Regions from separate parts of the Homo sapiens genome. Here region 1 is linked to region 2. Evidence: chromatin contacts called from ENCODE Hi-C or POLR2A ChIA-PET data. All regions are on one chromosome and are shown on one strand. Each heading gives the region's core, a stretch centred on a gene start or an enhancer-like site at or near the end of the contact. The rest is flanking DNA. Distances are from core to core; before and after follow the strand shown. Region 1 overlaps HECA (hdc homolog, cell cycle regulator). Region 2 overlaps ECT2L (epithelial cell transforming 2 like).

Region 1 (5,882 bases), core at 626-3,125, 290 kb after region 2:
GACTACTTGATGATGAACCTAAAATACAGGCCTTGGAAGGTTTATATACTTTTTTAAACAATGCCAACTCTGTGTAAAGGAGCATTTTTCTGTTTTGCTTGTTAGATTATCACAGTTTAGATTAATGCGCCAAGGGAAGTTGGTGGCACAAGTGTATGATACCCTTCTCCCATCTCTCCTGTTGAAGATTTAATTGTGTCAGATCAATCTATATTCCATTTATGCCTTTGTGGGACTGCTGTTCTGTTTTTAGTTTGGAGACAAGGTTTCACTCATTGCCGAGGCTCACTGCAGCCTCAATTTCCTCGACTCACTTGATCCTTCCACCTCAGCCTCCTGAGTAGCTGGGACTATAGGCACATGCCACTGAGCCCAACTAATTTTTTAAAATTTTCATGGAGACGGAGTCTCACTATGTTGTCCAGGCTGTTCTCTAACTCCTGGCCGCAAGTGATTCTCTGGCCTCAGCCTCCCAAGTGCTGGAATTACAGGCGTGAGCCACTGTGCCTGGCCATACTTACTTATTTTCTAAACACCTGTATGGCATGTTCAAAACATTGGAAAAAGTAGAAAACATTGGAGCAGTTTGCATTTATCTGGGGAGTGAAATACAGCGGTATAAAATTATGGTAGCATATAAGCAAACATTTTTATGAAACTTTACTATTTATAAAGTGTTTTCATGTACATGAGCTGAATAGGGCAAGCATTTTATCCCCACTTTACAGATGAGGAAACAAAACTGCTCAATGTCAAACAACTAATCAGGAGCAGACCTGGCATCAGACACCTCTCTTCTGTTATTCCCTGCTGCTTTTCCAGTTTGGACAATGTGTGTGTGTGGTGTGTGTGTGTCGGGGACAGGGGTGGTGCTAATGAGGGAGGAAAGTATGTTTGAACCGAGCCTTGAAGGAAATAATGTCCGAGTTTAGAGGCCAACACACTTCAGCAAAAGCATTGTCAGACATCCTCTGACTATTCCCGAGGTCCACCCTGTTACCCCATTTTGCCTGTCTCCCTGGGAGCCTCACCCTGCTGGTGTGTCATAGGGTGAAGTGTCTGTTGTGTGTATTACTGGGTGTATTTAACATGCTCTTGGCTTTGTATTTGTTTTTGAAGCCTACCCACAAGGCCACATCAAAGTGGCTGACTATAAACAAGCAGGGCTGGCAAGTTGGAGTGGGGGCTCTTCATACAAGGAAGAGGTTTTCTGGTTAGGAAACAGTGGAGCATGGCTGTGAACATGACAAACACTGTTAAAGGGACAGGGATGGGGCACAGCTGTGGTACCTTGTCTGTGTTCCATGTGTGCACTTCTGTTAGACCATTAGAGCTCTTAGCTCAAGACCTGGCATGTAGGAAGTGCTCAGTATTGGTTAAATGAAATATTTGCTGCTTTTTGAAAAGACACAGAATTTTTCCTCTCTTAATCCACCTTTCTTTAGTGTGAAAATACTTTTCAAAGAAATATCAAGTCAGTCTCAACATTTACAGTTGGAATATTGTGAATGCAAATGTTAGTTAGATCTTCCTTTGACCTAATTTGATTTTATTGGTCTTGGGTTAGTAAAATTTGGTTATTGTGGTTACATTTCAGGGACGTTTACTTCAAGGCTCTTCATCTGAAGGATCAAGATAAAAACAACTACACTTAATAATTGACCAATTAACATTTTAAAGGCCTCTAAAGGTCACAGCCCAGGTGACTGGTGAATTTACTCAGTTTCAAACCACTCTTCTACTTCTTTTTGTTGTGCTTCAGTACATCCAGGTCTGACTGTCTAGGATTACAGCTCTCTTTTTCACTTCTGCTCCTCTTGTCATGTGTGGGTTTGGTGAGCCAGTATCTTTAATGCGACTTTTTTCAGCACTGGAGTTTTACAAAGCCTGGGCCCAGTGGTGCCGGAAACACTAAGATGAGTAAGAGGCTTCCTCTCCTGAGTCGTCAGCTGGTGGGGATTATGAAGAGTCCCCATGATGAGGGACTCAAGTAAGATTGGGGCCAGACCATCAGGGAGGGGAGGAGAAGGGTTGGAGTCAGGATAGGGGGGCAATCCTGGTAAAATTGGTATGTAGAGAGGTGGGCCTTGAAGCAGTAGGAGTGGGGAGGAAGTTTACTAGATGCCAGGTGCTTTCTCAGCATTTCATGTGTATAGTTTTTTTCATTTCATTCTTCTGAACCATTTAAGGTACATTCTGTTGTTTTCTGCATTTTATACAGAGGAAACTGACACAAAGAGAAGTTAAGTAAGTTGTCCAAGAGCATGCAGCTCATAAATGGTCCTGCCTGGATTCCAACTCAGGCAGTCTGGTTGCAGAGTCTGAACTGTGAATTGCTGTCAGTGGCTGAATGGGATTTGGACAAATGAAGATTAAGGGGAAACCACGGTGATCAAATATTAATACATAGAGGTAGACAAATTGGTTTAGGGCCATTTTGCCAAGGCCCTGGAATCCCACACCTGAAGGGGATAATTGTAACATATGACAGAACTAATATTTGTATAGGCTTTATGGGTCCACATTGCCACCACCCTCTGCTGATTGATTTGGTGGAATGTTGTGTCTGTGGTTCAGTGTGCAGGGATAAGGTTGGGAAGGTTGTTGAGTAGAGGAGTCACATGGTTTGTTCCCTCTCATATGTCTTTAAGCTGTCGTGAGGTTTTGGCCTGTATTCCCTGAGCTCATGAACATGGTGTTAAGGCTCAGCCTCTGCTGTCTTCTGTACCCTGCCCATGCTCTTTCCCTGCCCTACAGTTACCCTCTGGAAAGAGTTTCCTGGAGTCTCCCTGTTTCTGCCTTTTCACCTCACTGTCTACCTCTGACCTGCCCTCCATCATTCCCGCTGGAGCTGTTCTCCGTGAGGAGACAGTGCCTGGCTCACTGCTCATTTTGGCTGGGACTTTTCAGGTTTATTGCATCCAGTGAATTCTTAACTCGGGGTGATTTTACCCCCTAGGGGATACCTGGCAGTGCCTGGAGACATTGAGTGGGGCTGGCCTCTACGGGATGGACAGTGAGGTTGCTGCTAGCTGCTAGACATCTTACAGGATGGCTCCCACAACAGAGATCCAGCCCAAATGTCTGTAGTGCAGAGGTGGAGAAGCACCGATGTTACCTGGTGCTCTGGGACATTTTGCAGTTCTCCATTCTTTTTTTTTTTTTTTTTTTTTAAAGGGAGTCTCACTGTGCCACTCAGGCTGGTGTGCAGTGGCACAATCTCTACTCACTACAACCTTCGTCTTCCAATTCAAGTGATACTCCCACCTCAGCCTCCCGAGTAGCTGGGATTACAGGTGTGCGCCACTACACCCAGCTAATTTTTGTATTTTTAGTAGAGATGGGGTTTCATCATGTTGGCCAGGCTAGTATCGAACTCCTGACCTCAGGTGATCCACCCGCCACGGCCTTCGAAAGTGCTGGGATTACAGGCGTGAGCCACTGCGCTGTCCCCTGACTGCCTGGACATAATTCTCTCCTGACTTGTTTTTCAGTAAATTCTGAGTTCATTTCTTACCAATCTCTGCAGGGGAATCTTCTCCTCCAGCCTTGGTTCCAGTCCTTGCATCCCAGGATTCTTTTCCTGGCCTCTGGTCTCTGCCCACTCCTCCCGTTTTTCTTGGGCATCTCATTAGTCCTAGGGATTTGACCTTCATCTGTGGGTGAGTGACTCCACATCTGTATTCACAGCTCTAGCTCTCTTGAGCTCCAGTCAAATTCATGTCTCCTCCACCTCAGTGGTACACAGGCACTTCTAAATCAGTGGGTCCTAAATAGGGCAGCCCTAAGTCTTTTTCCATCTTCCCTGTCCTGCTGTTCCCACATTGCTGTCCGTCAGCATGGACTCTCACACACACACACACACAAACACACACACACACTCTCTCTCTCTCTCTCTCTGAGCATCTTCTCACACTGCTCCTGAAGCACAGGCACTCCTTATTTCTCAACCCACAGCACCCTCCCTCTGGCCTCCTTACTTCCAGTCCCGTGCCCCACGCTGCCACCAGGGGAGCTTTCTAGAGCAGAACTCTGAGCCTGGGAGTCTGCCTTTAGCTTCTGTCATCTATACACATAATCTAAACTGCTTCATGACCAAGCCCAGTGGTTCCCAATTGGGAGAGTAGTATTTCCCTCCAAAGGGGCCCTTTGAAAGTGTTATGAACATTGGGGGTATCATGATGGGGAAGGTGGGGTGGGTGGGCTACAGATACTGAGTGCTCAGGCCTAGTGATGTTTGCTTCCTGTAGTGTGCTGGACTGGGCTGTCCAGTGCATTACAGGAAGAGAATTGTCCAGATGCCAGTAGTGCCCTCATTAAGAATTGGCGATGTAGTTTTTAGCTTCTGCCTAGAGGATGAGGAGAGAAATGCTGAGCACTGGTCCTGGAGAGTACTTATTTTGGGGATTGGGAGGCAAAAGAACTGCATGGTATAAAATCCTACGGAAATGCAAGCAAGAATGTAAGGGAGTGATGAATTGTATTGAAAATTGTAGAAATGCCAAGACACAAGTGGGGAAGGCTGTTAGTTGTGTGACTCCCTGAAGCACCCTTGTCATCCCAGCCTGTAAGCCACACTAACCTCCCCCCCACCGCCCCCCACCGCTCATACAACCGGCAGCCACTCTTTTGGGCCTGTGGCAACAGGTTTCCTTCCTTGGTCCTGCACTATGAGACTCTCAGTCTCCCAGTTTGGCCCCACATTTGGTCAGTTTTGCCATCTCTACATTAGCCCCTTCCACCTCTGGCCACCTTATTACACAGCTTCTTTTGTAAATAAAAATATCCCAAGCTGTGTCACAGTCAGCTAACGACAAGAACAGCAGCAACAACATTAATGATCCTTTATGTGCCAGGTACTGTGCTAAACTCTTTATAAGCATTTCTTATTTAATCTTCAAAAAATCTCTATAAGGTAGCTACTACAATTATGCCCATTTATGGTTGAGGAAATGGAAGATTAAACAGATGAAATAACCAGTTCACTTTTACACGGCTAGTATCCCATGGAACCAGGACTTATACATACATGTCCTTTTATTTCTCATTTTAAAAAAACAGATTTTATTTTTTAGAGCAGATTTAAGTTCACAGAAAAACTGGAGGTATAGAGTGTTCCCATATACCTCCTGCCCTCCTCCAGCCTCCCCCACTGTGAATACAGAATGGTACATATGTTACAATTGATGAACCTACATTTACACATCATTGTCATTTAATTTCATAGTTGACATTAGGGTTCCCTTTTGGTATTGTACATCCTGTGGATTTTGACAAATGTATAATGACGTGTATCTGCCATTATAGTATCACGGGAATAGATTCACTTCCCTAAAAATCCTCTGTGCTTCACCTGCTCATCCCCCACCCCCTGTGGCAACCACTTTTTTTTTTTTTTTTTACTGACTCTATCATGTCTTTTTGACATTTTAGAAATAAATTCTAAGCTCAGATGTTCAGTTATCATTGAATAGCTGTAAGGAATCAGTGGAGTTCCCATATCCATGAATCATGTTTATTTCTTAAGAATTGGGTTAGCGGATTCTACTTTCTGTCACCATGTTTTCTGTCCTTTCTGGGAACCGGCTTGGCTGTTTGCACAGTGTGGGACATGTGTGGGACATGTACTTAAGATAGAGTACAACTATGTTGTTCCCACTTCCTGTCCTGGTAGCTTTGGAAGAATTCTGGTTTTTTCCTTCACAGCCTGGCTTTGTAATTTTGTGTAGACCAACAATTAGTTTGATTCAATATCCCTGCCATTGGGTGTCAGACCACCTTAGACGAGAAATCGGTATGAGACCGTCTATGTTCCAGCGGCTTTCTGGTATTCAGGACAACCTAAAGCTCAGGATGAAGGGCGTTGAAGGTCCTTTTTAGAG
Region 2 (5,901 bases), core at 3,082-5,581:
AGTCTTGCTACTTCTGTTGCAGGTTAATTATGAAGTTGCTTTCATATCCCGAGTAAATACAAGTTTAGTTATGGCGCAAGTAAAATTTTACTCTTGAACATCTCCAGTAAAATTTTATCTCCTAGGTTGCTCACACGGCCTTTCAAATATAACGAACAACCACTAACAACAAATATATTCAGGTTCAAAATGTTGAAGCTCGTTCTTATTTTAACATTTTACCACCTTATTAATTCTTGTTTGTCACTTATTTACCTAGACACAATTTGCTGTTTGCTAAGCCAGAGAGCTGTGCACTTTTCCCACTAGAATTTGCTCTGAAAGTTAAGCGCCTCTTATACCCCAGCACCTATTACATAAATTGTTCTACAATTAAAGTTCTATTTATTTTCTGTCTAAAATATATAATTCAGTGATGGGCTCCATGGGCCTTTGCTGAGCCTATTAGACGTGGTTGAATGAATGTTTCCATTCACACCCCAGCCCCATGACGGAATGAATGATCACAGCAGAGCCCTTTGAAAACAATTTACTTCCTCAACTTTGCATCTTTACCTAAATTAGTCCATTCTTTAAGTATATTTCACCATCTAGGTAAAGAGTTTTTCTTTTTCTCATCTGCAACTACTCATATCTATTCAATTTTTCCCCTACTACTTTCCGCCTGACTAAAACACCATATGAATCAAATCACCCTCTATCTATGCCTTTCTTCTTTTCCTCTGCCCAGCTCCATATTTAAGGTCTGTTTACATAGTTACCATCTACACAAGAGCTGTAACACGCAAGCGTGCAAGTAGATATCTGTCAATGTATGTCCTATATCTCTTTACATAAATGCTTCCAAAACAGGGATTTGCCTTCCTGCTTATTTGTACTACCTACTCTATCACATTTAGGAGGTGTTCAACCATTATTTTAAAATGGTTATGAAGTTGTAAACAGGGAGAAAGTATTTTTCATAGTTTTTTTTTTTTTTTTTGAGACAGAGTTTTGCTCTTGTCCCCAGGCTGGAGTGCAATGGTGTGATCTCAGCTCACTGCAACCTCTGCCTCCCAGTTCAAGGGATTCTCCTCCCTCAGCCTCCTGAGTAGCTGGGATTATAGGCATGCACCGCCATGCCTGGCCAATTTTTATTTTATTTTTATTTTTTAGATGGAGTCTTACTCTGTCACCCAGGCTGGGCCTCCCAAGTAGCTGGGATTACAGGTGTGCCTCACCACGCCCGGCTAATTTTTGCATTTTTAGTAGAGATGGGATTTCACCATGTTGGCCAGGCTGGTCTCAAACTCCTGACCTCAAGTGATCTGCCCATCTTGGCCTCCCAAAGTGCTAGGATTACAGGTGTGAGCCACCGTGCCCAGCCTATTTTTTGTATTTTTAGTAGAGACGGGGTTTCACCATGTTGGCCAGGTTGGTCTCGAACTCCTGACCTCAAGTGATAAGAGTATTTATTAAATAATATATGTAGGCAATGAGAAGAAAATGGAAAAACAATTTTTTAAATAACTGCATGGTGTTAAAAATATTTTAAAAATTAAAAGATGTCCGTGTATGTATGTTTGCATGTTATTTACTTTGGACTTTAAAATATTTATATATTTGAAGCCTGGTGTAGTGGCTCATGCCTGTAATCCCAGCAGTTTGGGAAGCCAAGGCAGGTGGATTGCTTGAGCTCAGGAGTTTGAGACCAGCCTGGGCAACATGGCAAAACACTGTCTCCACAGAAAAATACAAAAGTTAGCTGGGCCTGGTGACGTGTGCCTGTAATCCCAGCTACTTAGGAGGCTGAGGCACGAGAACTGCTTGAGCCAGGGAGGCAGAGGTTTCAGTGAGCTGAGATCGCGTCACTGCACTCCAGCCTGGGCAACAGAATGAGACCCTGTCTCAAAAAAAACAAAAAAACAAAAAAACAAAAAAACAAATGCCTACTTGAGCGCAGAGATAAAGGAGAATATAGAGGAACTCCTGGTAGGATCGAGAGTCTTACATTTAAATTTATTGAGCTCCTTTTCACATGCTCTCTCCTTATTGTCCAATTTATACATTTCATTCAATATCAGCTTTGCCGGAGTGGGCACTTTTTATAGACTAGACATTTAAATTACTTTGGTTCATTTTATATTTTATCATAGTAGAAATCCTCATTGCATAATAGAATTTTTACTGCTATTCTTTGCATTTTTATCCACTAAAAAAACAACTGTGGGTCCAGTACGGTGGCTCATGTCTGTAGTCCCAATGCTTTGGGAGGCTGAGGTGGGCAGATTGCTTGAGGCCAGGAGTTTGAGACCAGCCTGGGAAACACAGCAAGACCCCATCTCTACAAAAAGTTAAAAAGTTGGCTGGCTGCAGTGGCTCACGCCTGTAATCCCAGCACTTTGGGAGGCCAAGGCAGGAGGATCACTTGAGGTCAGGAGTTCAAGACCAGCCTGGCCAACATGGTGAAACCCGGTCTCTCCTAAAACTACAAAAAAAAAAAAAAAAAAAAAAATTTAGCTGGGCGTGGTGGCAGGCACCTGTAATCCTAGCTACTCAGGAGGCTGAGGAAGGAGAATTGCTTGAACCCAGGAGGCGGAGGTTGCAGTGAGCCCAGATTGCGCCACTGCATTCCAGCCTGGGTGACAAGAGCGAGACTCCATCTCAAAATAAATAAATAAATAAAAGTTAAAAAATTAAGCAGGCATGGTGGTGCATGCCTATAGTCCCAGTTACTTGAGAAGCTGAGGTGGGAGGATCACTTGGATCAAGGCTGCAGTGAGCTATGATTTTGCCACAGCACCCCAGCCTGGGCAACAGAGTAAGATTCTGTCTCAAAAAAAAAAAAAAAAAAAAGAAACTGTGAGGACTGAGTTGTTGTTTTTAAATCACATTTCTTACATAAATCAATTACAGGGCATGTGGCCTTGTATTTACAGGGCAGTTTATGTTTGACACCATGGGTATGACCAACATTCTAAACAACCAAGATACTGCGCAAGCTCTGGCAGATGGATTGATGGAGTTGTCAAAAGAAGATTCTGTAAGTGTTTCTTTGAAGAAAGTAAACTATGAAAACCAACATTTAAATAAATTCTGTTTGCAGTTATTATTAATTTTTTTGACCAGTTTATCCCTTTCAGAGCACAGTTCCTCAGAGAAATTACATCAGTTTATAAAAATAGCCACTAAGAGATTCTGGGCCCAAGATGTGTTAAGTACACAAAACAGACAAGTAGGAAAATCTTCTAGGTTATTTAAAGTTTATTACATTGTGCCCTGTTTTCTGTCTTGTGCTTAATTTCAGTCAGAAGTGACTTTTTTTTTTTTTTAATAAAACATGTTAGTGGCTTTATATTTCACATAAACTTTACTCAACAGAGAAACCAATTCCTAGTTTCAGGAGAAATCTGAGAAAGTGTGACCCAGATGTGAAAAGATGACGGGAAAAGGGGCTAGATGAGAGAGGAAGGGAAAGAGAACACAACGGAACGGAAAGAAGCAAATCAGTAATTCGGCTGGGGATGGGTGTAGGAGAAACCCAAAGAAACAATTTCATCAGACACAGATCCAAGGTTCTCTCTCATTAAGGTCAGTCTACACTTCAGAAAACAGTGAGAAGGAGCCAGTCCACATTTCAGAAAATAGTGAGGAGAGGCCAGTCTCCAGACAGCTCTCCCAGCCCCAAAGAGGACAGCATGGCTATAGGAAAATGCAATGTGGCCAGGCGTGGTGGCTTATGCCTGTAATCCCAGCACTTTGGGAGGCCGAGGCAGGCGGATCATTTGAGATCAGGAGTTGGAGACCAGCCTGGCCAACATGGTGAAACCCCGTCTCTACTAAAAATACAAAAACTAGCCGGGCATGGTGGCGGGCACCTGTAATCCCAGCTGCTCAGGGGGCTGAGGCCAGGGAATTGTTTGAACCCAGGAGGTGAAGGTTGCAGTGAGCTGGGATCGTGCCATTGCACTCCAGCCTGGGTGACAAAGCAAGACTCTGTCTCAAAAAAAGAAAAAGAAAAGAAAAGGCAACGTGCAGCTCTCCCTCTGAGGGGAGTCGGGAATAGAATGGAGATAGGGCTGCTGTTAACATATTCAATAATCTAAATTCTCTAGTTTCCAAGGAATTCTCAAGGAGAGTCTCAAATCTTTCTCTTCCACCATCATAATTCTGCTTTGTGGGTGAATTTAACATTGTCTCTGCACACATTCTCTCTCTCCTTATTATTGAGTATCTGCTCCTGTTTCAGTGTGGCTTCCTGGGTCTGCACCAGGCATTTCTGGGCGTAGCTGTCCTGCACTGGGTGGGGGCTGCGAAGCTGCATTAGCTGTAGTTTGTCTCCTGTGAAGTCTCAGCTCTGCAGTGAGGCTCAGGCAGCCCAATGACGAAAGGCCTTTGGCGAGCCTTGCTGATAAAATGAGCAGGGATATTCACAGAGGTGCCCCCTCACTGTCTGCCAAAACACTGAAGGATTACTCAGCATGCTTGGTGTCAGTTCAGTGTACTTATTTCCACCTAATTATTTAAAAATAACCATGTATGATATAATTTGGATGGTGCTCAAACCTATAGCCTGAGGGGAACCAAATTTGAGAGCCCCAGCATGTTTTCCCAGCAATTCTGCTACTGCAGCCTCTCTCCCAGGCCTTCTTCCTCCCCCTGAAAGACAACAAGATCCTTCCTGTCCCGTTTCCTCATTTGGCCAAGGGGTTGGTGTGGGCCACTTTGGTTCCAAAGATCTTGAGAGACCCTCCCATAAAATTTTGGTGTCTTAACTGGATTGTGACAAATTGTTGAGAACCAAGAGTACATATGGTAACTGGAATATGAGATGAACTAGAAAGTCTCATGTACTGACTTGAATTGAGCACTAGTCACTCTGTTTTCTGGACATGTCAATTAATTAGGTAGAAAGCTGAAATCCCTGCTAAAAAGTGTGCTCTCTCTTCTGCTGCAGTATTGACATCTGTATTTCAGAAGAATGTTTTAAATGGGCATTTTTCTTGCGGGGGGGTTGGGCATTCTTTAGGACAAACCTCTGGAATTTTTGTCGTATTTTCTGCTGAAGAAATGTGGCAAAAAGATCAAAGATGTTGAAGGAAATGTTATTCCAACAAAATGTGACCCAAAGACAACATTCAGTTTATTCATGAAGGTAAAGTTGCTGCTGAATTTTTATGCCATTGCTTTTCTGTAGAGTTAGGCACATGTGATAAAGAAATTCATAAATCATTATATGAGCTCTACTGGGAAGCTTTAACTTGTCATTTCTCCAAAGAATTTTATTTTCATGAAGTATTACTAAAATAGGGTGTTTTGTAGTTTCATAATATGAGTAACATTTAAGCCGCTTAAAAGCATAAACTGCAACATGTTAACTTGAGTAACACTATTTGGTTGTGGGGAGAAAGGTAGAAATTTGCATTTTGCTTTGACATTTATGAGCCCTGAGAGAACTTAAGGGGAATTTTTTTTTGAGGGAGGTGAAACTAAGAATAGTTCTTTTTTTTCTTAGTTGAGATTCAAATTCATTAAAGAAAAAAATGGGTTTAAAGCGAGTTCTGGCTGGGCGCGGTGGCTCACGCTTGCAATCCCAGCACTTTGGGAGGCCCAGGCGGGCAGATCATTTGAGGTCAGGAGTTTGAGACCAGCCTGGCCAACATGGTGAAACCCCGTCTCTACTAAAAATACAAAAATTAGCTGGGCATCGTGGCATGCCTATAATCCCAGCTACTCAGGAGGCTGAGGCAGGAGAATCACTTGAACCCAGGGGGGTTCAGTGAGCCAAGGTTTGCTTGAACCCGGGGAGGTTCAGTGAGCAGAGGTTGCAGTGAGCCAAGATCGCACCACTTTACTCCACCCTGGGTGACAGAGTGAGACTCTGTCGTAAATAAATAAAACTAGTTCATCAGGCCAAAAAGA

The links. A loop is a pair of places that touch in the nucleus more often than their neighbours do. ChIA-PET counts read pairs that join two places held with the same protein, here RNA polymerase II (POLR2A). Pooled maps may share reads with other maps.
Region 1: a pooled map shows a loop between it and region 2 (4-fold over the local background). The contact joins two enhancer-like sites. A Hi-C loop is called at or near these places in 1 of 37 single-sample maps with no recorded cell type and 3 of 50 pooled maps. POLR2A ChIA-PET finds 5 or more read pairs at or near these places in 2 of 52 experiments (H1 and activated T-cell).

What each region holds. Positions count from the first base shown.
Region 1 is chr6:139,160,201-139,166,082 of GRCh38, forward strand. All of the region lies in intron 1 of HECA (hdc homolog, cell cycle regulator), which reads left to right. It also overlaps a transcript of TXLNB not described here. Among named protein-coding and RNA genes, the nearest start is that of HECA, 28 kb to the left of the region's middle. RefSeq lists an enhancer at 3,366-3,865. Within about 2 kb of position 1,876, at least 8 of the 41 ENCODE cell types and tissues checked have a DNase peak (open chromatin) inside an H3K27ac peak, as active enhancers do.
Region 2 is chr6:138,865,185-138,871,085 of GRCh38, forward strand. ECT2L (epithelial cell transforming 2 like) reads left to right here. Exons shown (of 22, transcript NM_001077706.3): 13 at 2,919-3,022. Among named protein-coding and RNA genes, the nearest start is that of ECT2L, 72 kb to the left of the region's middle. Within about 2 kb of position 4,332, at least 5 of the 41 ENCODE cell types and tissues checked have a DNase peak (open chromatin) inside an H3K27ac peak, as active enhancers do.